Linked DNA regions of Homo sapiens: region 1 is linked to region 2. Evidence: read pairs that join two places in POLR2A ChIA-PET (ENCODE). Cell type or tissue: HepG2. All regions are shown on one strand. Links, peaks and the distances in the headings refer to the core of each region. The heading gives the core; the rest is flanking DNA. Region 1 overlaps ZFYVE9 (zinc finger FYVE-type containing 9). Region 2 holds the start of GPX7 (glutathione peroxidase 7).

Region 1 (16,209 bases), core at 5,844-8,343, 370 kb after region 2:
TACAAATACTATCTAAGAATCAGTGACATCATTTTTTATATAGAAATTTACTAGAACTGGGTTTTCAAAAATGCTATTTAGGTCAACTCAACCAGACATATATTCACCTTACATTGCCTTTATTACTATTTAATTCAGCATTACAAAATGTGCATGCCCGATTTCTGAGTGTATACATGCAACTTACCTTCCCACATGCTCTGCAGTGATGCCTCCTTTTGGTGAATGTAAACCTGGCTTCACATTTCATGCAATTTGGAGCCTGAGAATCCGGTACCCATACTGGAGCCACCTCACCCAGAGTGGTGAATGGCTTTCTGGCAGAAATTCCAAACTGACCAGCTCTGAGATCATTATCTGGGCTATCTGGAGCTAATGCAAGGCATGGTCTAGTGGAGATCTCAGCCTCATAACTTTCTAAATGTTCCCCATTTGTATCGACATTAGAGATGTTTCCCAAAGATGGACTGCATACATTGGTTGCTGAGTTTTCCCCTAATTTTGCTTTCCCAAGAATATCATTTTTATTTTTAGTATTATTTCCACTGTTTGCAGGAAAGTCATTTTGTAAATGGTCTGATAATGGCTTTGGAATTTGAAGTTTAAGATTAGAAGGTTGCTTGGGTCTTGCACCACCAAAAGGAACACTGATAGATGGCAGGCTTGCTACTACCTTGGGGGAAGATTGCCCAAGCACTGATGGAACTTGACTACAGAAATTATGTAAATAATTTTTCTTCATTAGGTCACCAGTGCTGTTTAAAAGTAGTCCACTCCCTTCTGTGGCCTCATTTCCTCTCTGTTCATAAATATTTGAGTAGCATTCTGACTTGCTTTCCTCTATTTCTTTTTCTTCTGTTACTGAATCTTCTTTGGAGGGTAAAGTCTTTGGAACAAAAGAAACACCTGGGTCTTGCATTCCATAGGAATCACAACCATTAGATAGATAATTTGCTGCTGGTGTGTCTATAACAGTGGAGAAATCACATTCTTCACTTTCACTAATGCAAGTTCCTTTTAAATCTAGACCTGCATCTGCCAATCCAACACACTGTCCTCCACTATCACCATTAGTGTCCTCAGGCTGACTAATCTGTAGAAACTTTTCCTTTTCTTCGTTTACTTGGCTATCATTCATCTCATTTAGTTTAGTCAACTTCCAATTAGTCATGTCCTGAGATTCAGAGAAATGCTCTGTCATATTAAGGAATTCTGTAGTGCCAAGAGTTTCTTCATGTTCATAACCTTCATTTTCATCAGCCCTAACTTCATTAGGCACAAGGCAATCTGAACACCGTTCACAGTCATTATTCCTTCCAGACCCATTAGGCATGTCTGGTTTGAGAAGCAAAGGTAAACCAGACCGGAGGGATTCTTCAGTGGTGCTCTCCTCTGCTGGCTCTTTTTTCATCAAAATCCCCTCACTCATGTGGGAAAAGGAATTTGGACTCCCTAGATCTGTCCTAGGAGAGCTGATTTTGCCAGTGAGGTCCTCATCTGGTATATAGTTCTCTTGCTTTTTAACAGCAGGACATCCATCTGTTCCCTGGGATGAGATTACTGAATCAACCGTTAAACTTGTAATCGCAGACATGGAGGGGTCTCTACCTATACTTCCGTCATCCTTTAATTGTGAAGGGGAACAGACACTGGCTAGACTATCAGATGAAGTAGGACACAGATGGTTAACAGATCTCCCCTCTGTTTTCGGTCTATTCAATGGATCCATTTGTTTCTCTGAATTCATATCTTTTTCAGTGGACTCATTTATACTAAAACTAAATTGATCAGTTTGTCTGTTTTCATTATCCAGTGAACAGCTAAAAGCATCCATAAGGGATTGACTATTATAATTATTACAATCCTGTAAATCGTTTTGTAATGTCCTTTTATCACAGTTATGCATGACGGCTACAACAAGAACATTCTTCTCATCTGGCAGACAAGCCAGGTTTCCACATTTCTTCTCTCCCACTTCAACAGCACTGCATTGATCATCCCAACTATAGTTTCTCTTAATTAACTGGTCTTCTGCAACAGCATTTTCATCAATCCACATTGTGGCAATCTCTGGATTTAGATTACAGTCCTGTCCATTAGCACAGTGATCCTCTTCCTCTGTGGTCAGGGGAGCTGAATGAGCCAGGGAGAAGACTTTCAGTTGTGGTTGTGACTCATTAGAAACTGCAGATTCATTCACACTGGCCAAAGTAGGGTTAAATGACAGCCGGTGAGAAGGGGGATCTAGAATCTTATTCCACTTTGTATCCAATAAAGTAGAAGAAACTGTTTCATCTGGAAAAAAATAAGTAATTACAATAAGTTTGCTTGTAACACTGGAAAAGCTTATGACTAAGTTAATAACATTTCTAACTATCGTTTGAAAATTAAATATTCCAAGGATATTAGATTTCTAATTCGGGGCTAAAAAATAAGAAAATATATTTCAGACAATTCTCTGCAATTATATGTCACCAAATGGTAATATCTCAGACTATTCCAAACAACAAAAGAATTCTACCTCAATCTAGTAACATAATTAAACTGACCCACAGGTGAATGGGACCCAGAAGAGGGGAAAGCACCCTTGGATTGAGCAAAGCCAGGACAGGTGCTAATCTAATGGATTAGATGGAAAAAATTTAGAACAGTGGCTAGGATAACTAATTAAGCAGGAAGGAAAATGAAGTTTTCTGTAGAGACTGAATGCTCTACACTCTGTATCATAATTAGGATGTGGGTTTGAGAGAGATACCCATTTGCCAAAACTGGACAGTTAAGATCTATGCATTCTAATGTATATAAAGTTTACCTTTTAAAAAGCTGTTAAAAAAAATAAGAATGAAGCAGGGAGTGAGAAGGTGATAAAGGTATAAATGAAACAAAATGGCAGCATATGAAATGCTGTGAAAGCTGGATGATGGGTACACTGGGGTTTATTATACTTCTTACTTAAAAATATTTTAAATTTGCCCAACACATGTTAAAAAAAGTTTGCCACAGTACGTGAAATTCTGCTTGTAACCATGTCACAATACATTATTAATCAGGTTCATATTTATATTATTATCTGAGGACACTGGGCAAAAAGTGTTCATTTATCATATTAAATCAACATTCTTATAGTCTACCAATAAGCATAATTTCATATAATGTTTCTGTTTACTTTTTAACAGATCATAACTACAATGGCTAAGTTATTCTCTCAAGTTATAGGGCTACTGCATATGTCTAAGTAAATTAGAGAAATAAGGAACAATGCACTCAGTGCCTTTCTTGCTTTCTTCCTCCAGTATCTCTGATAATCATGGTCCTGAAATTATGCAGATATATTTGTAAGCTCAATCCTCATCTGTAACATTAATCTTCAATGTGTCCACAGCACCTTAATCAAAACTTTATTAAGGCATTTACTACACTGAAATGCAATAGTTTATCTACCCTTCTCTTTCAACCACTGAATGATTTCTGAAGGCAGAAATCATTTCTATCAATATAAGTCCTCACTTTGCATAGTGCCTGATAGGTAGAACATACACAGTAAATATATAAGTGAATATCTACCATAGTAAAAGCAGCAGGATTGAGGAACATGAAGATTAAATGATAGCTCTTGCCTCTAAGAAGTATATAATCTCATTGGGAGAATAAGAGACACGTACAAACATCTAATTAGCAGTATGGAGTAGCATAGGTACAGTAAGTCCTCACTTAACATTGTTGATAGGTTCTTGGAAACTGCAATTATAAGCAAAACAACTCACTGTATAAAGAAGCCAATTTTACTATAAGCTAATTGATATAAACAACAGTTAAGGTTCTCCGGCATACAGTGTATCAATTTGCTTAAAGTCACAGTTTCCAAGAACTTATCAAAGACATCAAGTGAGGACTCAGTGTCTGAAAACTATTATGTAGGAGTAGAAAAATAAATTCAGAGGAGACAGATATTTTCCAGGATGAGGTAAGCGAGCTTGAATTCATGAAGGCAAGAAGAACTGGGCTATGCTTCAAAGACAGTTTTATGTAAGTTTGGAAAAGAAAGCATTAATAAATAGAGGAATAAAGAAAAGCATATCCCCAAATATAAGAATTTAAGGAAGCAATAAGTAAATCAGTTTGGGTTGAGAAAAGAATTAGTGTAAAGAAGTAGTGAAAAGTTGTTAAAAAGGGCACAAAACTCAGATTGTGTGAAGAATGGGCTTAGTATCCTCTGAAATGTCAAATCCTGAATTTACCAAATTTGAACCAGTAGAGATTTGAAATTTAGTAACACAGGATTCCTTAAAAGAAAAAAAAGCAAATAAGTCATATTTCCAATATGGTTCCTGGAAACAAAAAAATAGTTACAGCTTCTTACAAGAATATTTAGCAATGTTCAAACAGAAATGATCGGGTATTAAAATTTTCATTATTCAACTGCCTCCTACCTGGGCATAATGTTGATTGCCCAGTGTCATCACAGTCTGTGGTATATTTTTTCATTTAAATGAGAAAATAAATTAACACAAAATGAGAAATCATTTTAAGTATATTCTCTAAGATAACACGAGGCTTGAAGTGATAGTTTTTAATGCAACTGGTAGTGAGATTCAAAAAAATAGTTCAAACAAATGAACCACAAAGTTACAACCAAGAAGCTGGTTTCAGAAATCCTTCTCCTTCTAAAGGAGTTATTATTCTGTAAGCAATTGCTCTATTTTTTAACTAAAATATTTTTACTGATTCAACAAAAATGTATTGAAAACAACTATACACAAAGCACCCTAATAGAATCTACAGAAGTCACAAAGAGACAAATGTAATGAACTAAGAGTTTTATTAGAGTCAGTGGTATTCTAGAAGCATAGTATTCACATGATTAGGTGTAATACATGTCTAAGTACCTTATGACTCAAAGAACTGTGATACACAGAGGGCTAAATCAAATAAAAGATTAAGAAAATACTTATACAAACAGTTGAAACTCAGAAAATAATATACCTTCCAGCCTGGTATGTACAAAGCCCACCTGGATGATGTAAAACCCCAATGATTAGATTTCACATTTACATGAACCAGGAATGAGCCTAGGAATATAGGTTAGTGTTAGGTCATCAATGGTAAAATATGAGAAAAGCAGGCCACTCTGGTAGCCTTCCTCTCTCTCTTCCTTCCTGTCATGATTCCATATTCAATTTAAGGCTGGAGAGCATTAAATATCTAAAGTAACAAAGTCAAAACTAATCTGTCTTCCCAACTGCTATCAAAGAATAGCCCGATTCACTGAATATAGCAAAGGTTTGTAAACCAATATGGAAATCATGGGCTTTATTATTTTTTAAGACAGGGTCTCACTCTGTCATCTGGGCTGGAATACAGTGGCATGATCACAGCTCACTGCAGCCTCTATCTCTAGGGCTCAAGTGATTCTCCCTCCTTTGCCTCCCAAATAGCTGGGACCACAGGTGTGCCACCAGGCCTGGCTAATTTTTTTTGTATTTTCTGTAGAGACGGGGTTTCATCATGTTGCCTGGACTGGAATCATGGACTTTGGATGGAAATATACCACTTTGTAAACTTGTTAATGCCATTTCCTGTTAGAAATAGAGAACACAGGGGAAGAACGGTGAGGAGGAAGAAATTTAATTATGGCTTACCCACTCAAGTTAAACCAAGATGGAAATTTAGAGAAAAGTCTTCCCTAAATAGAAGTGAATCTTGGCCAGGCGTGGTGGCTCATGCCTATAATCCCAGCACTTTGGGCGGCTGAGGAGGGAGGACTGCTTGACACCAGGAGTTTAAGACCAGCCTGGCCAACAAGGCGAAACCCCTTCTGTACTAAAAATACAAAAATTAGCCAGGCATGGTGGCGGGTGTATGGAATCCCAGCTACTCTGGAAGCTGAGGCATGGGAATCACTTCAGCCAGGGAGGCAGAGGTTCCAGTGAGCACTGCACTCCAGCTTGGGAGACAGAGCAAGACTTTCTCAAAAAACCAACCAACCAACAAACAAACAAAAGAAGTGAATCTTAAGTGGACATTTCTACTGATGCTTGAGAATATATAATTAACCACTTAGGCAGTTGTGATGTAAATAGTTTTAAATGTATCTTTACTTTATTGGGCAATCAATATAGAACGAGCTATTTTTCTTAGTTTAGGAAATGCAAGCACATTTCTTGACCATACATTCATTGTATAGGGTAGTTCAGTAAAGCTCAGGCTCTAGTGTCACACTGCCTGGATTCTAATCCTGCCACTTGTTCACAAGATAACTCTGAGAAAAGTGCTTAACCTCTCTGTGCCTCTATTCTCATCTATAAAATGGCAATAAGATCTGTGGGATTTTAAGTATCTGGCATTTAGTGCTAAAAAATGTTATTTCTTCCCCTGTATATTATTAAATAATATTACTATCATTAAGTCATCAGACCTGATTTTATTTTTTTAAATACTACATCCTCTTATATCCCCACATTCTCTATACCACATAGGCAAACAGATTCACCAATATAAATTCTCACCTTCGTTTTGTTCAAATTCATCTAACACCTTGTCCAGGTTGTAAGCTTCTGCTTGGAAGTAATTCTCCATCGGTGAGGAAACACCACTTAAGAGACTTGTTTAAACCTAAAAAGTAAATGCGTATTACATTTTGAATTATTAAAATATAATTTATAAATCTTAAGTATATACACAAGGATAAAATCTCTTATAAATCTTTCCAGATAATGGTAAACTACAAAACCTGGCATCCCACTGGATATATTATAAGATCTTTAAGCTAATAAATTCTAAAAACCTGTAAGCTGACAATCAACAAAATATAACTAAATATAAAAGGCTGACTTGGTGATCATTTCATGCTTCAACAGACACATTTCAGATGCTGGGAAAGGAATCATTGTTTGGTATAAAATTGTGTTTCTATTAAAGAACGAAGCTTACAGAATTTTTTTCAAATGGGAAATGACAGGGAAGTTTAAGTACAGGAGTAACGGATACTAGTTCCAAAATGCTAATGATGACTCTGACCTGGTTATTCCTTTTTTTTTTTTTTTTTTTTTTTTTTGAGACAGAGTCTCACTCTTGTTGCCTAGGCTGGAGTGCAATGGCTCCATCTTGGCTCACTGCAACCTCTGCCTCCCGAGTTCAAGCGATTCTCCTGCTTTAGCCTCCCAAGTAGCTGGGATTACAGGCAAGCACCACCATGTCCAGCTAATTTTGTATTTTTAGTAGAGACAGGGTTTCACCATGTTGGCCAGGCTGGTCTCAAACTCCTGACCTCAAGTGATCCGCCCACCTCAGTCTCCCAAAGTGCTGGGATTACAGGCATGAGCCATGCACTTGGCCCTGACCTGGTTATTCTTGTAACCCTCTTCGAGTACCATTTCTAAACCATTTCTTTAATGTTAATCGATCCAAAAGCATCCTTGGGCATATACACTAGGTATGTCAATGACTTAACAGATGCTAAGGGCACATAATAGGTGTTAAGTAAATGCTACCTATTATCTCCTTTTTTCCATCCATTACCATGATCTCCACACCTATTTCCTTAGTGTTTCAAATTTTTCTTTCCAAACTGAAAATTCTGCTTGGCTTCTTATTGATATAATACAGGCAGGGGAGGTCAAATTACAAATTCCCCAAAAAGTCTGAGTAAGGAAAACATGAAAAACAGAGAAAATCAGAAATGTAATAGGCTGTCTTTGTAAACTTTAAGTCAAATATAATAAGTGATGAAATTTCTTTGACTTACTAAGGTAGTGTTTCTTCTTCTCTGAGGTATATAAGTGTCAATGATATTTCCCTCATTTTACAAATAAGAAAACAAGCTCAGGGAATTTAACTGACTTATTCAAGTATTTCCCGGCCAGGCGTCGTGGCTCATGCCTGTAATTCCAGCACTTTGCAAGGCCAACGTGGGTAGATCACCTGAGGTCAGGAGTTTGAGACCAGCCTGGCCAACGTGGTGAAACCTCGTCTCTAGTAAAAATACACAAAAAATTAGGCAGGAGTGGTAGCGTGTGCCTGTAGTCCCAGCTACTCAGGAGGCTGAGGAGGGAGAATCACTTGAACCCGGGAGGTGGAGGTTGCAGTGAGCCGAGATTGCACCACTGCACTCCAGCCTGGGCAACAAGTGTGAAGCTCCATCTCAAAAAAAGAAAGAGTATTTTCCCATGATTATTAACTTGGTTAACATTTATAGATTGGCTCCTATTAGGTTACTTAAGTTTAGGTAGGCAAATAAGCTACATAATCTGTGAATTATTTTTTTTGGAGATGGAGTCTCACTCTGTCACCCAGGCTGGAGTGCAGTGGCTCAATCTCAGCTCACTGCAACCTCCCCCTCCTGGATTCAAGCGATTCTCCTGCCTCACCCTCCAGAGTAGCTGGGGCTACAGGTGTGTGCCACCATGCCTGGCTAATTTTTGTATTTTTAGTAGAGACAGGGTTTCACCATGTTGGCCAGGCTGGTCTCAAACTCCTGACCTCAAGTGATCTGCCCACCTCAGCCTTCCAAAGTGCTGGGATTACACGCATGAGCCACCACACCCAGCCCATAATCTATGAATTTTTTTAAATATCTATCTTTGTTGTCTAATTATTTATAGGTCAAAATCATTTTTATATGCATGCCATTTCAGATAGGTTGCACATTTAATGTCTACTAATGCTAAGAGCAAATGAAATTTCTCACAACACACAATCTGACACATTCAATATACACCTACAATATTTAACAGCATTTTATGGTCATTATAAAAATATTAGTAAACAAATAATCAGATTAACATATTTACCTACTGCATCTACTATATGCATCTATACTGTAATCAAGTCTCAGATATCATCCCTAACATTATAAAGCTTATAATTTAGTCAACAGTAAACAAGGCTAAGTAAGAAAATTTAAATAATAAATGATTTTAATAACAGCACAGGAGACAGCAAGTGATTAACCTGTCAGATAAAATTAACAGATAAGTGCTACAGAATAACTAGTACAGAAGTTCAAGAGGTTATTTAAGTTCATCATTCTTCATTTGATCTCTTTGCTCAAATATCACTTTCAAAGGCAAGTGTTATGTGAACCCCCAGAAAAGGTGATGGCTCCCCTTATAAGGGGACAGATAGAGACAGGAGGCAGCCAAGGGTACCCCAGCAAAACCCCACCTTCAAGTTTAAAACAGCATGAGGGCTGAAAAACCAAATTGCCCATCCTGGATGAAGCCTGCCCTTTTCCAACTGATTCTTTTTTTTTTTTTTTTTAAGTTCCAGGATACATGTGCAGAACATGCAGATTACATAGGTATATGTGTGCTGTGGTGGTCTGCTGCACCTACTGACTCATCCTCTAAGTACGATCCCCACCCCCGCAACAGGCCCTGGTGTGTGTTGTTCACCTCCCTGTTTGACTGATTCTTTCTGGATGCCCACCTGCGCACTGCACACTGGGAGGACGGGGTGGGGCCTTGGGAAGTTCACTCCGTTTGCCTCTCCTGTTCCTGTGTGGTAACATGGGATTCAATCTGTGAGATGGGAGCCTGTTAACAGGAACCCCTCTCGCTTTGCTGAGTTTTTTCCTTTTTGCCTTCCCCCTCACCCTTCAAAGTGTCTGTGAGCCTAGGCAGGGCGCGGAGGCTCACGCCTGTAATCCCAGCACTTTGGGAGGCCAAGGCAGGCAGATCACGAGGTCAGGAGATGGAGACCATCCTGGCTAACACGGTGAAACCCCGTCTCTACTAAAAATACAAAAAAATTAGCTGGACGTGGTGGCAAGCGCCTGTAGTCCCAGCTACTCAGGAAGCTGAGGCAGGAGAATGGCGTGAACCTGGGAGGCGGAGCTTGCAGTGAGCCGAGATCACACCACTGCACTCCAGCCTGGGCGACAGAGCGAGACTCCGTCTCCAAAAAAAAAAAAAAAAGTGTCTGTGAGCCTAATCTTTCCTGGTTGTTTGACAAGAACCCGCTTTTTCTACAACAACAATCCCTCATGGCACCCCATTCTTGGTCCTTAAAATATTTATCACCATCTATAAATACACATCAGTGTGATTATTTGTCAATCTCTCCCACCAGACTGTAGGCACCACAAGGGCACCCACCAGACTGTGTTCACCATGTATTCCTGGTGATTCACATAGAGCCTGATGTGCTAATGTGGTATCTATTTCAATTAATAACTGCAGAATGAATAAATGAACAGTGTATAAGCAGCTGGTCAATAAGTTGTACTGAATTCCAGTTACGATAACTGATTCAAACAAGCATCAAAAATGGATGCTAAACTATTAAGTAAATTATTATTGGGGAAGAAACTATTCACAGTACCTCACATTATCATTCCACAGGTAAATCACTAATTTCAAAGAAGGAAATGTATGTTTACAATGAAGAGATATAGAAATCATCACCTTAGCCAAATGATTTAACTCAGTACCACCACAACAGTTTAACAAGCTGACATTATGCACTTTCCAATATGATGCAATGAAAAATATAAAACATCACCTATACAGTATTCTTGCCAAAACATTTAGCCGATTTAATCATGAGGAGACAATAAGACAAATCTAGAATGTGAGACATTCTGTATCTGATCTGAACTTTCCAAAATATTATATGTGGCTAGGCGCAGTGGCTCACATCTGTAATCCCAGTACTTTGGTAGGCTGAGGTGGAGGATTGGATCGCTTGAGCCCAGAAGTTCAAGAGCAGCCTGGGCAACATCAACAAAAATAAAAATAAAAATTAGCCAGGTGTGGTGGTGCAGCTACTCAAGAGGTTGAGGTAGGAGAATCGCTTAAGCCCAGGAGTTCGAGGTTACAGTGAGCTATGACTGCACCACTGCATTCTAGCCTAGGTGACAGAGCAAGACCTCGTCTTTAAAAAAAAAAAAAGGAAAAAAGATTATTCTCAACTAGAACAGACAAAATATTAAATAACCAAGTGTCAGGCACTGACTTGATTCTGGATCAAGAAAACACACATATACACACACACAGCATAAATTAACATTTTGAGAACAATCTCAGAAGAAATTTGGATATGGACGATACATTGGGTGACACATTGAATTAATTATCATTTTCTTAGATGTGATAATGGCATTCTGATTTTGTAGGGGAATGCCCTTACTTGTTCTCTTAGGAGATGCCTGCTGAAGTGTTTAGGGAAGAAGTGTTGTGTTGTCTGCAACTAACTTTTAAATGATGTGAGAGTATATGTGTGGGAAGGGAAGAAAGGTGTGCAAAAGGGACAAAATGGTAAAAACTGATAACTCTAGCTGAAGGATATATGGGTCTTAATTGTTCTAGTCTTTCCATTTTTCTGCAGGCTTAAGATTTCTTAAAAGAAAAAAGGGCACACTGAGCTGATGGGTGGTAAACATTCCTTCCTACTCTAAATAAAAAAATTCTAGACAAAACTAATTATTTTAAAGAGTTTAGCACTTTGGGAGGCCAAGGTGTGAGATCGCTTGAGGCCAAGAGTTTGAGATCAGCCTGGACAACATAGTGAGACTCCGTATCTACAGAAAATTTTAAAAATTCGCTGGGTGTGGTGACACATGCCTGTAATCCCAGCTACTCATGAGGCTGAGGCAGGAAGATTGCTTCAGCTCAGGAGACGGAGGTTGCAGTGGGCCATGATGGTGGCACTGCACTCTAGCCTCAGCAACAGAGTGAGACCCTGTCTCAAAAATAAATAAATAAAAAAATTCTAAATAAAATATTTTAAAAGAGTTTAAACAGTCAAATTCAAAAGCAAGAAAGGGAAATACACAGATGCCATAAACCTAGAAGGAAAGCAGGAACTGAAGAGTGGCAGTCCATAGGAGTATCAAAACTAGACAGCAACCTTTAAGCCTGGGTTTTGAAAGGTAGCAGGAAGAATAAGAATTACTGGCTGCAAACATAGAAATTTATGCACCAGAGGGGCTAAACTGAGCTTTCTACATGAAGCCAGGAGCTACAGAAAAAGTCCCCTCCATGGTCCCAAGACTCAGCAATGGAGCAGGATGGAATAGAGTGCCAATAAAATAAACCATGAGAAATTAGAATTCCTAACCTAGTCCTCACTCAGGAGAAAGAATGATATTAAGTCTTCTCATCCAGGAACATACTAGGGTTTGCCTTTATGCTAACCCAGCTCTTCCTATGAGTTTTAACAGTGTTTTTAACTTTAAAAAGTCATTAAATATTGGATAGTCAGGGGAGAGGGTACATGCAACTACAAAGGAGTAGCAATAAGGATCTCTGTGGTGATAGAATTATGCTGTATCTTAACTGTGATGGTGAATACACAGCTGCAAAGGCTGATTGGACTGTGACATCACAGCTGTGGCTACTACAGAAGGGAAAAATGGATTTTGGTGACTTTGGTGGATAACTGATAGTTTTTGCTACAATGGGTGGAAACTTCCTTAGGCAACGCCTGAAGGATGAGATTTTGGCAAGTGAAGGCAGAAAAGAGGGCACTATCTTCTCACACTCCCATGTGAAAAGGCTAAAGGAGGAGAAATAGCTTGCCAACTGCAGACTCAGAGTTTTGGTGAAGAAGGCATTGCTGCCAAGTACCTCTGCTCCACCCTCAACTGAAGAGAAAAGTGGCTCAGTTTCCTATTAAACACTGCTGGTCCCACCATGCCTTTCCTTACAGCTTACATGGAAAAGTCAGATAACTCAACCAGAGTATGCAACATTCCATTAGTGAGTAGTGTAATCAGTTTTTGTAACCTTTCTCACCTATATACCCTCCACCATTTTCTACCCCTTCTGAAAGGAAAATCTTGGGGCCCCAAAATCACTAAGCTAAAGGGAAAAGTCAAGCTGGGAACTGCTTAGGGCAAACATCCCTCCCATTCTATTCAAAGTTACCCTTCTGCTCAATGAGATAAATGCACATCTGTTGCCTCCTTTGGAGAGGCTAATCAGAAATTCAAAAGAATGCAATCATTTGTCTTTTATCTACCTATGATCTGGAAGCCCACTCCCTGCTTCCAGTAGTCCTGCCTTTGCTTTGAATTGTCCCGCCTTTCCGGACAGAACCAATGTTCATCTTACATATGTTGATTGATGTCTCATGTCTCCCTAAAATGTATAAAACCAAGTTGTGCTCTGAGAACCCTGGGCACGTGTTGTCAGTGATACAGGAGTTAAGAAGAAATCACTTAGGCAGATAGTAAGGGTACGAGAGTCCTCAGTAAGGCTTTTCTTTTTAATGAAAAGTAGCCCCAAATCATTTTCTTTTTTCTTTTTGAGACAGAGTCTCACTCTGCTACCCAGGCTGGAGTGCAGTGGCATGATCTCGGCTCACTGCAACCTCTGCCTCCTGGGTTCAAGCGATTCTCCTGCCTCAGCCTCCCGAGTAGCTGGGATTACAGGCTTGTGCCACCATGCCCGGCTAATTTTTGTATTTTTAGTAGAGATGGGGTTTCACCACGTTGGCCAGGCTGGAAATCATTTTCTAACAAAGAGCAGTCTGTGAAGTCGAGCTGCAGACACAGACAAGGAAGCTGGGAGCTTGCACGGGTGAATGCCAGCAGGAACTAGGGACTAGACATGCTCAAGATGGAGGCTCCATCTTCCCTTCTCTGCCAGCCACATGTACAGTAAGGAGCAGATAAGATGGCACCTGCCAAGGAGAAAGTTCGTTTGCATAATAAGATTAGGGTGGGGCAACCAGCCTTCCCTGCATGCTATGTAAACTTCATACCTGATCGAACCAATCTGTGAGCTCTACATAAATCAGACACCGCCTCCTCAAGCTGGACTATAAAATCCGGCGCATCCACCACCTGCCAGTCTTTTCCCTCGGAAGACCCGTCTCTCTCAATAGAGAGAGCTGTTTTTCTTTCTCCTTTCTTCTGTTTATTAAACCTCTGCTCCTAAACTCCTCGTGTGTGTCGGTGTCCTAAATTTTCCTGGCACAAGACGATGAACCTTGGGTGTATACCTCAGACAACACAGTTGCTTCATCAGGACCTCTTGGGTGTCCTCAACCTTGGCAAAATAAACTTTCTAAATAAACTGAGACCTGTCCCAGATGTTGGGACAATTTAGTTCCTCTTCAAAGACTCAACTTCCTGGTCATAAGTTGTAAACAATCCTACCCCTTCTTCTGTTAAGCCTAACTGTTTCTTCTTTACCGCCACCCCTTCACAAATCACACTTTTACCCTATTTGGAAAAGTTTAAGCCTTGGCCAATCGGGATCAGCTTAGATTGTGCAGTCCGACCCATCCAACATGGGAAAGACACAGAAACAGGAACTGTGTTAGGGTTAAAAACCCCTTCCTTCGTTTGGTGTGCTCTTGTATTTGTAACAGGCATAAGCAGCACCCTTCGGCAGAAGTAAAGTTCCTTGCTGAGAAAACTTCTAAATGCGGGTTTCTTTTCACTACACTGAGCACTTGTTTCCAACAAATCTGGGGGCTTGTCCAGGATCCCATTCTCCTTTGGGAGGGGCTAGTGATTATCTTTCATGGGGAGACGCATCCCACTGCCTCGTTGTGGTGGCCCCAGGAGTGGAGGATCGAATCTCGCCCAAAGTGACGAATAAATCCGGACTCTCAGCAACATGGGCTATAGGGAGGATCCCTAAGAATTCCTCAGTGACCAGATAACTCTGTGCATAGACCAAGGTAAGAAACGTCACTATTGGGGCAACAAAGTATTCCTTGGTGGTTGGGATCTCTGTAGGTTGAAAGTGTGTGAGTGAGACACGCCATTGGGTGCGAAGCGAGTGTGGAGTCCGGACTCGGTTCTGTGGTCACCTTGTAGGTCTTAGGGCAGTTTTCCAGTCAGGGGATTACACCAACCCACCAATACTAAGAGGAACCTAAAATTCTCACGAGGGAAGCAGCCAATAAGGACAAAGTGGGTGCTCACAAGAGTGCAAGAAACCTCCAGTGGGAAAAGGGGAGGTTCAGCCTCTAGGACACGGGAGTGCAAGAAATCTCTAATACGAGACATTTAGCCTCACCAACCGCCAGGATGGGAAATACCCCAAGTAAGACAGGGACTATAAAAGGCCAAGCAGACAATAAAATTCCCCCTGACAGTCCCCTATGCCTTATGTTAAAATACTGGAAGGATAATGAAAGGACAAAACACAAGAAAAGACAGCGTATGATAAAGTATTGCTGTTTTTATTTGGACTAAGGAACCCACCCTCAGACCTTCAGTCTTTTGGCCAGAGTTTGGGTAAAATGAGGACTGGATATGTCAACTCCTGATCCAGTAAGTCAATGATAAAAGTCCAGTTTCTCAAGAGGAGACAGATGATGCTCTATGTTGGAGAAAAAGACCTGTCCTTCTCTATCCCCTAAAGGATGAGAAAGCAAAGCCAAATTCAATACCTCCCAAAGACGACCTACCTAAGTCAAATTCTGTATCTAAAGATGCATGGGATCCTCTAGACCACCTTCCCCTGCCTACCCCTCCACCCTAAGTGGAACACTCAGTCCTTCCCCTCCCTACCCCTCCACCCCAAGCTGAACACTCAGTTCCTCTCCCATATAACCCTGCCCCATGGGCCATGCCACCCCACATCCCCGCTGGACAGCCACCTGAACATGCCCCTTCCTCAGGAAAGCTCCAATGGGAAATAGACAATGCCAAAGGGATATCCAAAACTTTCCTTTCCTCCCTTCCTCAAAGAAGTCTACCCCAACCCTTTTTCCCTTAAGGGAAGTACCACTAGGAGGAGGGGATATTGGCTTTGTAAATGCCCCCTTAACTAGTTCAGAGGTTAGAAATCTAAAAAAGGAACTCAAACCACTGTTAGACGACCCTTTTGGAATCGCAGATCAAACTGGACAGTCTCTGGAGCCACAACTGTACACTTGGGCTGAATTAATGTCTATCCTAGTTATTCTCTTCTCAGGAAAGGAAAGAACCATGATCTTCAGGGCTGCCATGATAGTCTGGGAGCGCAAACACCCTCCTGTTCAAAATGTCCTTGCAGCAGAGCATAAATTCCTGGCCCAGGACCCTCAGTGGGATAACAATAATGAAGCCCACTGAGAAAACATGAGAGATCTCAGGGACATGATAATTAAAGGGATTTGGGAATCAGCTCCTTGAACCCTAATGTTTCCTGAGCATTTAATGTACAACAAGGGAAAGATGAAAGGCCCATAGAATTCTTAGACTTAAGGAACAGATAAGAAAATATGCAGGTTTAGACATAGAGGACCCACTGGGACAAGGAATGTTAA
Region 2 (9,776 bases), core at 1-2,500:
TGAAGTCGTAGAAGTCCTGCTCCTGCTGCGCGCAGGCCGCAGCCCACAGGAGCAGCCACGCCGCTGCCACCGTCGCCGCCACCATGGCTTGTTCCGGAGGTGGCGGCGTCGCGAGGGCAAAGACGGGGCGGGGGGATCTAGCGCGGGGGGCGGGAGGAGGCGGCTCTGGCGCCGCTCGGCCCGCAAGGCAGGACGCGCCGCGTTCTCGTTCCCTCCGCAGGCGGTGGATGTCCGGCTCTGGACCTCAGTTTCACCGTCTGTCCTGAGGCAGCGCACCCCTGCCCCGGACCCCAGAGCCAGGGTTTCAGGATTCTGTCCCCTGAGACCGGAGTTCGTTTCAGTGAGGCTCCCTCTTGTCCCAGGAAACAGCGACTTGGCAGGGACAGGGAGGCAAAAATCTGAGAGCTCAGCTTCTCATTAGTGCAGCGGCCTTAGGCTGGCCTGGTCACGCCCCCACTCCGACCTCAGTTTCTCCACATGTTAAGTGGAGCTAGTCGGTATAGGATGGAAGTAATAGAAAAACGGATGCGAAACACTTTAACAGTTGAATGGTGCCTGCAAACTTCAGGTGAATGAATGCATGTTCCCTGAAAGTGATGGCTGGGAGAAGAAGAGAGGACCGTGGGCCTGTTGCAGGTTAGGTTCCTGGAAGCAGATTCTGAGATGGAGATTGGAGTGCAGGATGTTTATGAGGGAGCACCCTTGGGATCAACAGGCGTGGGAAGGATGGGAGGGAACAGGAGTGGCACAGGGGGAAAGTAGTGAGCTCCATGCAGGCCCCAAGACAGTTTTAGCTGACTCGACAGGGACTCTAGAGCTAGAGTAGCCCATCAGATGAGCTAAGATGGCCAGGTCATCCTGCCTTTATCAGTCCTTGGATGTGGGGCCACCTGGCAAGTGGGGCAACAAGGGCCAAGATGGCCCTGTCTGTGGAGAAGCTGACATTAAAGGCTTTGTGCTAACAGCACTCCTAGCAGCTGGTGTCTGTCCTAAGTCCTCAGTGATGGGGGATCTGGGCAGCACATCACAATGTCTCCCCCTGCTCAGAAAACCCCTGTTGAGCCCATGAAATGTCAAACATGGAGCTGGATCCTGTACTCACAGGCTGTGAGTTTTTTCTGGAAACTCACAGACTGGTGTGAGAGAAACCAGGTAAACTGCAGATTTTATGTAATGTGGTAAGGGCTAAGCACTCCTGTGGTCATCAACAAAAACTTCCTGAGCACCTTTTCTATGCCAAGTTTTGCTTTAGGTGATTCTTAGGCAGGGATGAACAGGAGGGCATTATCTCTATCCAGGGAGACACAGGAATTAAATAATTTATAAATAGCTCTAAAATTACTGTTGTGGTGAGTACCACCTAAACTAGCCTGGAGGGCCATGGAGGGCTTTCCAGAAAAAGGGAGATTTGAGCTGAGCTCTGAAGAATGAGGAGAAATTGGTCAGGATGAAGCAACATACAAGTGCAAAGGTCCTGGGGGGAAAGGAACATGGTGCATTGAGTAACAAAGAAGCCTCATTTGGTTGGAACAGAGAGGACAAAGGATGAGAGGGAAAGGTGGAGAGGCAGGAGGGAGTGAGATCACACAGAGCCTAGTAGGCCACAGTAGGGACTGTGGTCTTTAAACCAAGAAATGAAGGTTCTTTTTAGCAGGGAGGTATCACAATGAGTCTTTTGTTGTAGAAAGATCTCTTTCGACAGGGCCCGGTGGCTCACACCTGTAATCCCAATACTTTGGGAAGCCAAGACTGGAGGATTGCTTGAGGCCAGGCGTTCAAGACCAGCCTGGGCAACCTAGCAAGAACTGTCTCTTCAAAAAATTAAAAAATTAGGCCAGGCGCGATGGCTTACGCCTGTAATCCCAGCACTTTGGGAGGCCTAGGCAGGCAGATCGCAAGGTCAGGAGAACGAGACCATCCTGGTTAATGCAGTGAAACCCCATCTCTACTAAAAATACAAAAAATTAGCCAGGTGTGGTGGCACACGCCTGTAGTCCCAGCTACTTGGGAGGCTGAGGCAGGAGAATCACTTGAACCCGGGAGGCAGAGGTTGCAGTGAGCAGAGATTGTGCCACTGTACTCCAGCCTGGGTGATAGAGCGAGACTCCATCTAAAAAAATAAAAATTAAAAATTAGCCTCGTGTGGTAGCATGTGCCTGTGGTTCTAGCTATTTAGGAGGCTGAGGCAGGAGGATTGCTTGAGCCCAGGAGTTCAAGGTTGCAGTGAGCTATGATCATACCACTGCACTCCAACCTGGGTGACACAGACACTATCTCAAAAAAAAAATCCTTCTGGCTGTTCTGTGGAGTTGATAGGAAAGGGCAAGAGCAGATGTGGTCTAGATGTTGGAGTTGACGTAGCTCCAGGGCTACCTCCTAGAGACCCAGAGGCAGTTGCTACCTAGCCTGAGCAGCCAGGCAAGGCCTTCTGGAGGTGTGAGGTGATACTGGAGTTATATCTTGAAAGAGGAATGGGAATTCTCTAGGAGGGTCAGGGCAACAACGTCAGACTGAAAGAGCAGTATCTATGACAGCACAGAGTCAGAGAAGTGCTTGGCTGTTTGAGGTGAGAAGGGGTGTGGGGCAGATGAGATTGGAAGGGTCATCAGGATAGAGAAGGGCCTTGAGTGCCAAGTCACTCTCTAGAGTGTGGCAAGCAAAGGTTTTGAAGCTGGCCACAAGATCATATAGTTACTAGGACTCGAACCCAGGCCTTCAGGTGTAGACCATGGGATTTTTCTGCACCACCAAGGTGGCCTCACTCTTCAGGAGAAGGCAATATTATCAGGAGAGGTGGAGAGCAGAGGAAACGGCGCTCCAGGCAAGGGCCAAGGCATACATAAGGTGCCCCTGCCCATCCTGCTCCTTCTTCCCCATCTCTTTTGGGAGCCTTAAGCCTGTGATGGGTCCCACAGCTATTAAATGGTCTCTTCTCTCTCTGCCTTCTGGAACCATTGGGCTCTCTTCCTGCCACCTGTCCCTTTCACTCAGCCCCTTCTTGAGTGTCCCAGTAACCAGGAGTTCTCAAATTCTACTTCATATAACTTGGAGTGTTGCAAGTTTGGCCAAGCTATTTCCTGTTAAAATCCAGATAGATGAGCCGGGCGAGGTGGCTCACATGTTTATACAAAATTAGCCGAGCGTGGTGGTGCATGCCTGTAATTCCAGCTACTCAGGAGGCTGAGGCAGGAGAATCACTTGAACCCAGGAGGCGGCGGTTGCGGTGAGCCAAGATCATGCCATTGCAGTCCAGCCTGGGCAACAAGAGTGAAACTCCGTCTCAAAAAAAAAAAAAAAAATCCAGATAGATGGGCATTTCTACTAAACAGGGGGAAAAAAGTTAATAGTTAAATATTTCTCAGCTGTAACTTTCTTTCCTGGGCACTTTTCTCCTTTCCTATTTATGCTTCAAAACCCAGCTCATATGTGAAAAAGATACTTGGTCATGCATGTTTATAGCAACACAATTTGTAATTGCAAAAATGTGGAACCAACTGAAATACCCGTCAATCAACGAGTGGATAAAGAAACTGTGGCATACTCCATACGATGGAATACTACTCAGCCATAAAAAGGAATGAATTAGTCAAACCAATCCCCTGAGCCCTATGCAAATCAGACACCGCCTATTCCAGCCTCCTCATGTAACTGGCTGGTTTCTGCTGTACTCGCGGTTTCCTCTCTCGGCTTTGGATCACCCCCTCCCTCTGTCTCTGTACAGGGGGAGCTTCTTTCTTCTTCCTTGCCTGTTGGGAGAGAGAAAGAATAAAAACTAAAACTAGTCATACAAAACCTACAGTACTTTACTTTTTTTTTTTTGAGACGGCATCTCACTCTGTCGCTCAGGCTGGAGTGCAGTGGCACAATCTCAGCTCACTGCAACCTCTGCCTCCCGGGTTCAAGTGATTCTGTGCCTCCGCCTTCTGAGTACCTGGGATTACAGGCGGCCACCACCACGCACAGCTAAATTCTTTTGGTATTTTTAGTAGAGACGGGGTTTCATCATATTGGCTAGGCTGGTCTCAAACTCCTGGCCTCAAGTGATCCTTCTGCCTCGGCCTCCCAAACTGCTGGGATTACAGACGTGAGCCACCGCAACCGGCCAACATGTAGTACTTTACATGGCATTAAGCGGGGGAGAGGGTAGAGTAGTATGGTATAGAGTAAGGAGGGATTGTAACTTTAATTTGAATGATCAGGAAGCCTCACTGAGAAAATGGTATTTGGGCAAAGACCTAAAGAATGTCAGAGAGGAAAGTAGAAGAGCAGTCTCGGTAGAGGAAGCAGCAAGTACAAGGGCCTGGAGGCAGGAGCAGGCACGATGTGTTTGCTGAACAGCAAAGAGTCTAGTGTGGCTGGAGCAGAGTGAGCAAGGGGAAGAGTAACAGAAGATGACATCAGAGAGGTAAGGGATGGGTACACAGCTACTGTAGCATCTTACAAGCCATTGTGAAGAGTGTGGCTTTGATTCTGAATGGGATGGGAGGCCACTTAAGGGTTTTAATCAGGGAATGGACATTTCTAATTTATGTTTTACCAGAATCATTCTGACTGCAGTACTGAAATGAGAAGAGTAGTCAGGAGGCTATTGCAGTAATCCTCATAAGGGGACATGTGGGCAGTGGAGGTGGTGAGAAGTAGATTCTGAATATATTTTGAAAGCAGAGGCTGGGTGTGGTGGCTCATGCCTGTAATCCCAACAAGAATCTCTTGATGCTAGGAGTTCAAGACCAGCCTAGGCAATATAGTGAGACCCTGTTTCTACAAAAAAAAAAAAAAAAAGTAGCCTGGCACGGTAGTGTGCACCTGCAGTCCTAGCTACTTGGGAGGCTGAGGCAGGAGAGTCACTTGAGCCTAGGAATTTGAGGCTGCAGTGAGCATGATTACTTCACTGCACTCCATCCTGGGAGACAGAGTGAGACCCTGTCACTAAAAATAAAAATAAAGGTAGGGCGCAGTGGCTCACGCTTGTAATCCCAGCACTTTGGGAGACCGAGGTGGGCGGATCACCTGAGGTCAGGAGTTTGAGACCACCCTGGCCAACATGGCGAAACCCTATCTCTACTAAACATACAAAAAGATTCTGGTCATGGTGGCACATGCCTGTAATCCCAGCTACTCGAGAGGCTGAGGCAGGAGAATCGCTTGAACCTGGGTGGCGGAGGTTGCAGTGAGCCAAGATCATGCCACTGCACTCCAGCCTGGGCAACAGAGTGAGACCCTGTCTCAAAAATAAATAAATAAATAAATAAATAAAAATAAAGAAAGAAAGTAGAGGCAAAAGTATTTCCTGACAGGTGGAATATAGGGAATGAGAGAAAGACAAGAGTCACAGATGACTTTAAGGTTTTTGGCCAGAGCAATTGGAAAGATGGAGTTGCCATTAATTGGGATGAGGATGCTTGTGGGGGGAACTGGTTCAGGATGGAAAATCAAGAGCTCAGTTTTGGACATGTTAAGTTTGAGTTGCCTATTAGCAGTAGTAAACATTTACAAATTGGCTTTCCAGGAGAAAAAGGTGCGTGTGTGTGTGTGTGTGTGTGTGTGTGTGTGTATAATAAGTTTATTATAAGGTTTACTGATATAAATGATGCATAGCACACAATTCACAAATAATAAAATATATAGTACTTCTTATTGTAAATTCCATATGGCCACTTTATTCCCACAGAACGTTTTAATTGATGTTGGCCAGACTCTTATATCTATAGCCAACTAATGGTTGCAATTGCTGAACATGTATACTTCCAAGATTAATGTTGGTTGATATTTTTATTTCCATTAATAGTAAGATGAAAGTGAAACAGTAGAGATATATGCCAGAACAAGGATAAAGCCAATAACACGAAGGCTTTCTTTGTGGCATCTGAGAGTAGTTTCCAATACCAGAAGAATATTTACACTAATTTTTGTGTTATTCACAGACTAATGGCTATAGACATAATATACTCTCAATTTAATCTGTATTATTAACATTTTTTCCATCACTTTCTTAAGTCTAGGCAATAAACAAAACAATAAATCAACCCCTGAGAGCCACATTTGCTAATGTGTGGTGTAATACTCCCACCCTGGTTGATTTTGAGCTTCCAACATGATTTTACTGAATGTGGAGTTAGGAAGAGATGTGAGAATAGCATACCATTATGCAGTATTTCCACAATACAGATAGAATAGACATCAATAAACTTGAGAGCACAGAAAATCATAAAATAGAGTAAAACAATTAGAAAGTGATAAGTTTTTAATATTACCTTTCTTTTTAACATAATTTCTTTAATTTTAAAAATGTAATTTAATTTTTAGGAATGGCTGTGGTTAGCAAGAGGCTGGCAAAAGTCCTGGAAACATAACAATTGACTCTAGGAGCTGGTTCCAGACACCATTCCTATCTCTGATACGGTTGGATATATGAGTCAGGAATTGGAAGAGATCTAAGGCAAGATATAAATTTGGGAGTGGGCCGGGCACGGTGGCTCACACCTGTAATCCCAGCACTTTGGGAGGCTGAGGCAGGTGGATCATCTGAGGTCAGGAGTTTGAGACCAGCCTGGCCAACATGGCGAAACACTGTCTCTACTAAAAAATACAAAAATTAGCAGGGCGTGGTGGCAGGCACCTGTAATCCCAGCTACTCAAGAGGCTGAGGCAGAAGAATCACTTGAGCCTGAGAGGCGGAGGTTGCAGTGAGCTGAGATCGTGCTATTGCACTCCAGCCTGGGTGACAGAGTGAGACTCTGTCTCAAAAATAAATAAATAAATAAATAAATTTGGGAGTGGACAGCACACAGAATATTTAAAACCATGGTACTGGATGATGATGGTGAGTTGGAATAGAGAGAAAAGAGAACCAAGGACAGCCCTTGGGACTCCAGCATTCAGCTGGAGATGAAGACATGAGGGAGCCAGAAAAAGACACTGAAAAAGAGTAGCCACAGGAAGGACCAAAAACCTAAAAGAGTGCGATGTCATGGAAGCTAAGTGACAGATTTGTTCCAGAATGAAGAGAGGGATTAACTGGTAAAATGCTGTTGATAAATCTAGGAAGATTAGGACTGAGACCTGAACATGGGATTTAGCAATTTATCCTTCAACCAATAAAGGGAATTAAACAGACAAAATCACATTTCCTTGCCTCTTTGCCATTCCTCATCTGCTCCCCCTGCCTGTATTGTTTTCCCGTCCTTGTGCTTACAGCAAGTTCCTATAGGGCTTCCAGGTTTTATTAATCGGGGCCTCAATAGGAAACAGATGAGATACTCAGATTAGGGGAATTTGAGGAAGGCTCATTTACACAGGGACTAATTTCCATTGTGTGGGTGGGGTGTAGGAGAAGACAGGGATCGTTCAGGAACCTATCTGAACTGTTAACATCTCTTGACCTGAATGGATGGGAAGAGGGAGGAGAGATTATGGAAGCTGGAAAAAGAGTCCTATACACCTATACACCAAGCCATCTTGAAAGGGGCAGTTCCCTTGTTTGTTTGTTTGTTTTTTTGAGACAGAGTCTTCGTCACCCAGGCTGGAGTGCAGTGGCGCGAGCTCAGCTCACTGCAACTCCGCCTCCTGGGTTCAAGTGATTTTTGTGCCTCAGCCTCCCTGAGGCTGTTAATTTCAAAGGAGAATCACAGCCAGTCCAAGGTAAACTTACAGGGAAGGAGCCAGGGAGTTAATTCATCTCCTCTTTCTCACCAGTCTCCTTCGGGGATATTGGCCGGTACCTGAGTGGAAGCCAGGGAGCAAAGGAGCCCATCAATGTCAGCTGTACAGGTTCAGTGTACCAAGAAGACAATGGGGGTGGACAGTGGATCCAAAGAGTCAGACAGAAGGTGTGCAGCACACAAACCCAACTCAGAAAACAGGTTTTCTCTGAGGCTTTTCTCAACACTTTTATTTAGGTGGGTAGTTGCCCCCATTCTATGCTTTCCTTTTCTTGTTTTTTTATTTTTTAGAGACGGCGTTTCACTCTGTCACCCAGGCTGTAGTGCAGTAGTGTGATCATAGCTCACTGCTGCCATCAACTCCTGGGCTCAAGCAATCTTCCTGCTACAGCTTCCCGAGTAGCTGGAACTACAGGAATGGGCTACCACACCCAGCTAATTTTTTTTCTATATTTTCAGAGGTTGGGGGTGGGGGTCTCACTATGTTGTCCAGGCTGGTCTTGAACTCCTGGCCTATCTCGGCCTCCTAAATAACTGAGATTAGATTACAGGCATCAGCCATGGAGCCCAATTTGTGCTTTCATGTAATGTAGCACTTATCATGCTGTATTGCAATGATCCACAATACTGGCTGCACCTTAGAATCACCTGGGGAGCTTTTAAAAAACACTAATGTCCAGGCTCCACCCTAGACCAACTGAATCAGGAAGTCTGGGGATAGGGTCCCAGCACTATGTATTTTAAAAATACCCCAGCTGATTTTAAGGTGCAGTCAGGATTGACAATCACTGTTGTGATGTCATTGCCTATCTACTTGTATGTTACCTTGAGGAATTTGTAGCTCTTTGAGGGCAGGACCGTGTTTGATTCAAACCTGTCACTAACCTGCAGCATGGGACCTTGTACAGGGCAGATGCTCAGGACATGAAAGTTCACATTAAAGAGTATTACGACTTTAATTTTTGTGTAATTTTGTTATGATTGTGGTATGTATCTCATCTAGGGCATTGTTTTTCAAACTGAGAGTTGCAACCCATTAGTAAGTTACAGAATCAACTTACTAGCTCAGACTAGCATGGAAAAAAAATTGAATAGAAAAAGTCAGAGAATGTCCTATACAGTAAGGGTAAGTGTAGTATTGTGAAACACACATGTGTAATCCAGGATGCAATGTAAACTATACTTCTCCCATGGGTTTCATTCAAAATGCTTGAAATTCACTGACCTAGGACAAATAATATAACTATGCTTGTGTTTTGTTATCTTTGAAATGGGGATAATAATAGTACCTTCTACCCCATGGCATTGTAATGAAGATTAGATGAGCTATCATATGTAAAGTGCTTGATGTCCAGTACAGAGTAAATAATCAACAGTAGCCGTTAATGTTGTGCGACAACAAACATTTGTAACAAGTAGAATATAAAATTATATTCATGCCGTAGTTACTGCTGTGTAATATTATGCACGCAGTTAGACAAGCATGATTTATCTTACTATATTAGATCAGTTATTATTGGTAAGTGCTATGGCAATAAATAAGCTTTTACAAATAGGAAGCAGTGCACCCAACTTCATTTCTTGAGGCCAGGAATATTCTGGGGCCTGATTAGAGTGGTGGAGGTGCTGTCTTAGATTCTATCTAAGGCTACATCCTATTAATATCTTTACTGCATTTGACCGGTGCCCACAAGCTATCTCTGCACCTGCTCTTGGAAAATTAACACAGCTCTGTTTAGAGGCCCTAGCGGGGAGGGACTCAGCAGGCCTTAGTTATTTAAGTATCTAAAGTATTTTGCACCATGCCTGGCGCTCAGTAAATGTGGGCTAAATTGAATTGAACTGTTGATAACTGTTGCGTGACCTTGATCAAGTCACTCCCACTCTCTGGACCAGATTTTCCTGTATGTAAAATAAGGGAGGTTGCATGGAAGGTTAGAAGTAGAAGACACCTCTGATTTTACAAATGGGGAAGCTGAGACCCAAATAGGGGAAGGGACTTGCCCAAGTTCAAACCCGAAAGAGAGAGAGGGGTTATAGCTGAAATCTCCCCACTCTGTGGGTAGAGCACTTTGGATTGCCAAATATAATAGTAGCATTGTATTGTCAATCCAA

The links. ChIA-PET counts read pairs that join two places held together with the same protein. Peaks named below come from ENCODE experiments on the same cell type or tissue, not always from the same donor. Only the 100,000 strongest peaks of a DNase experiment are listed, where the experiment ranks them.
Region 1: POLR2A ChIA-PET joins it to region 2 with 8 read pairs; 2 of 35 experiments call an interaction of 5 or more read pairs at or near these places.

Annotation. Positions count from the first base shown.
Region 1 is chr1:52,223,574-52,239,782 of GRCh38, reverse strand. ZFYVE9 (zinc finger FYVE-type containing 9) reads right to left here. Exons shown (of 19, transcript NM_004799.4): 3 at 6,507-6,612; 4 at 188-2,295. The coding sequence starts at 6,576. Among named protein-coding and RNA genes, the nearest start is that of ZFYVE9, 90 kb to the right of the region's middle. In HepG2, for the core only: no CTCF peak of the experiment used is centred there; no DNase peak of the experiment used is centred there.
Region 2 is chr1:52,592,719-52,602,494 of GRCh38, reverse strand. It overlaps GPX7 (glutathione peroxidase 7), which reads right to left and starts at 124. Exons shown (of 3, transcript NM_015696.5): 1 at 1-124. The coding sequence starts at 85. In HepG2, for the core only: no CTCF peak of the experiment used is centred there; a DNase peak (open chromatin) is centred at 1,544; H3K4me3 peaks cover 1,368 bases.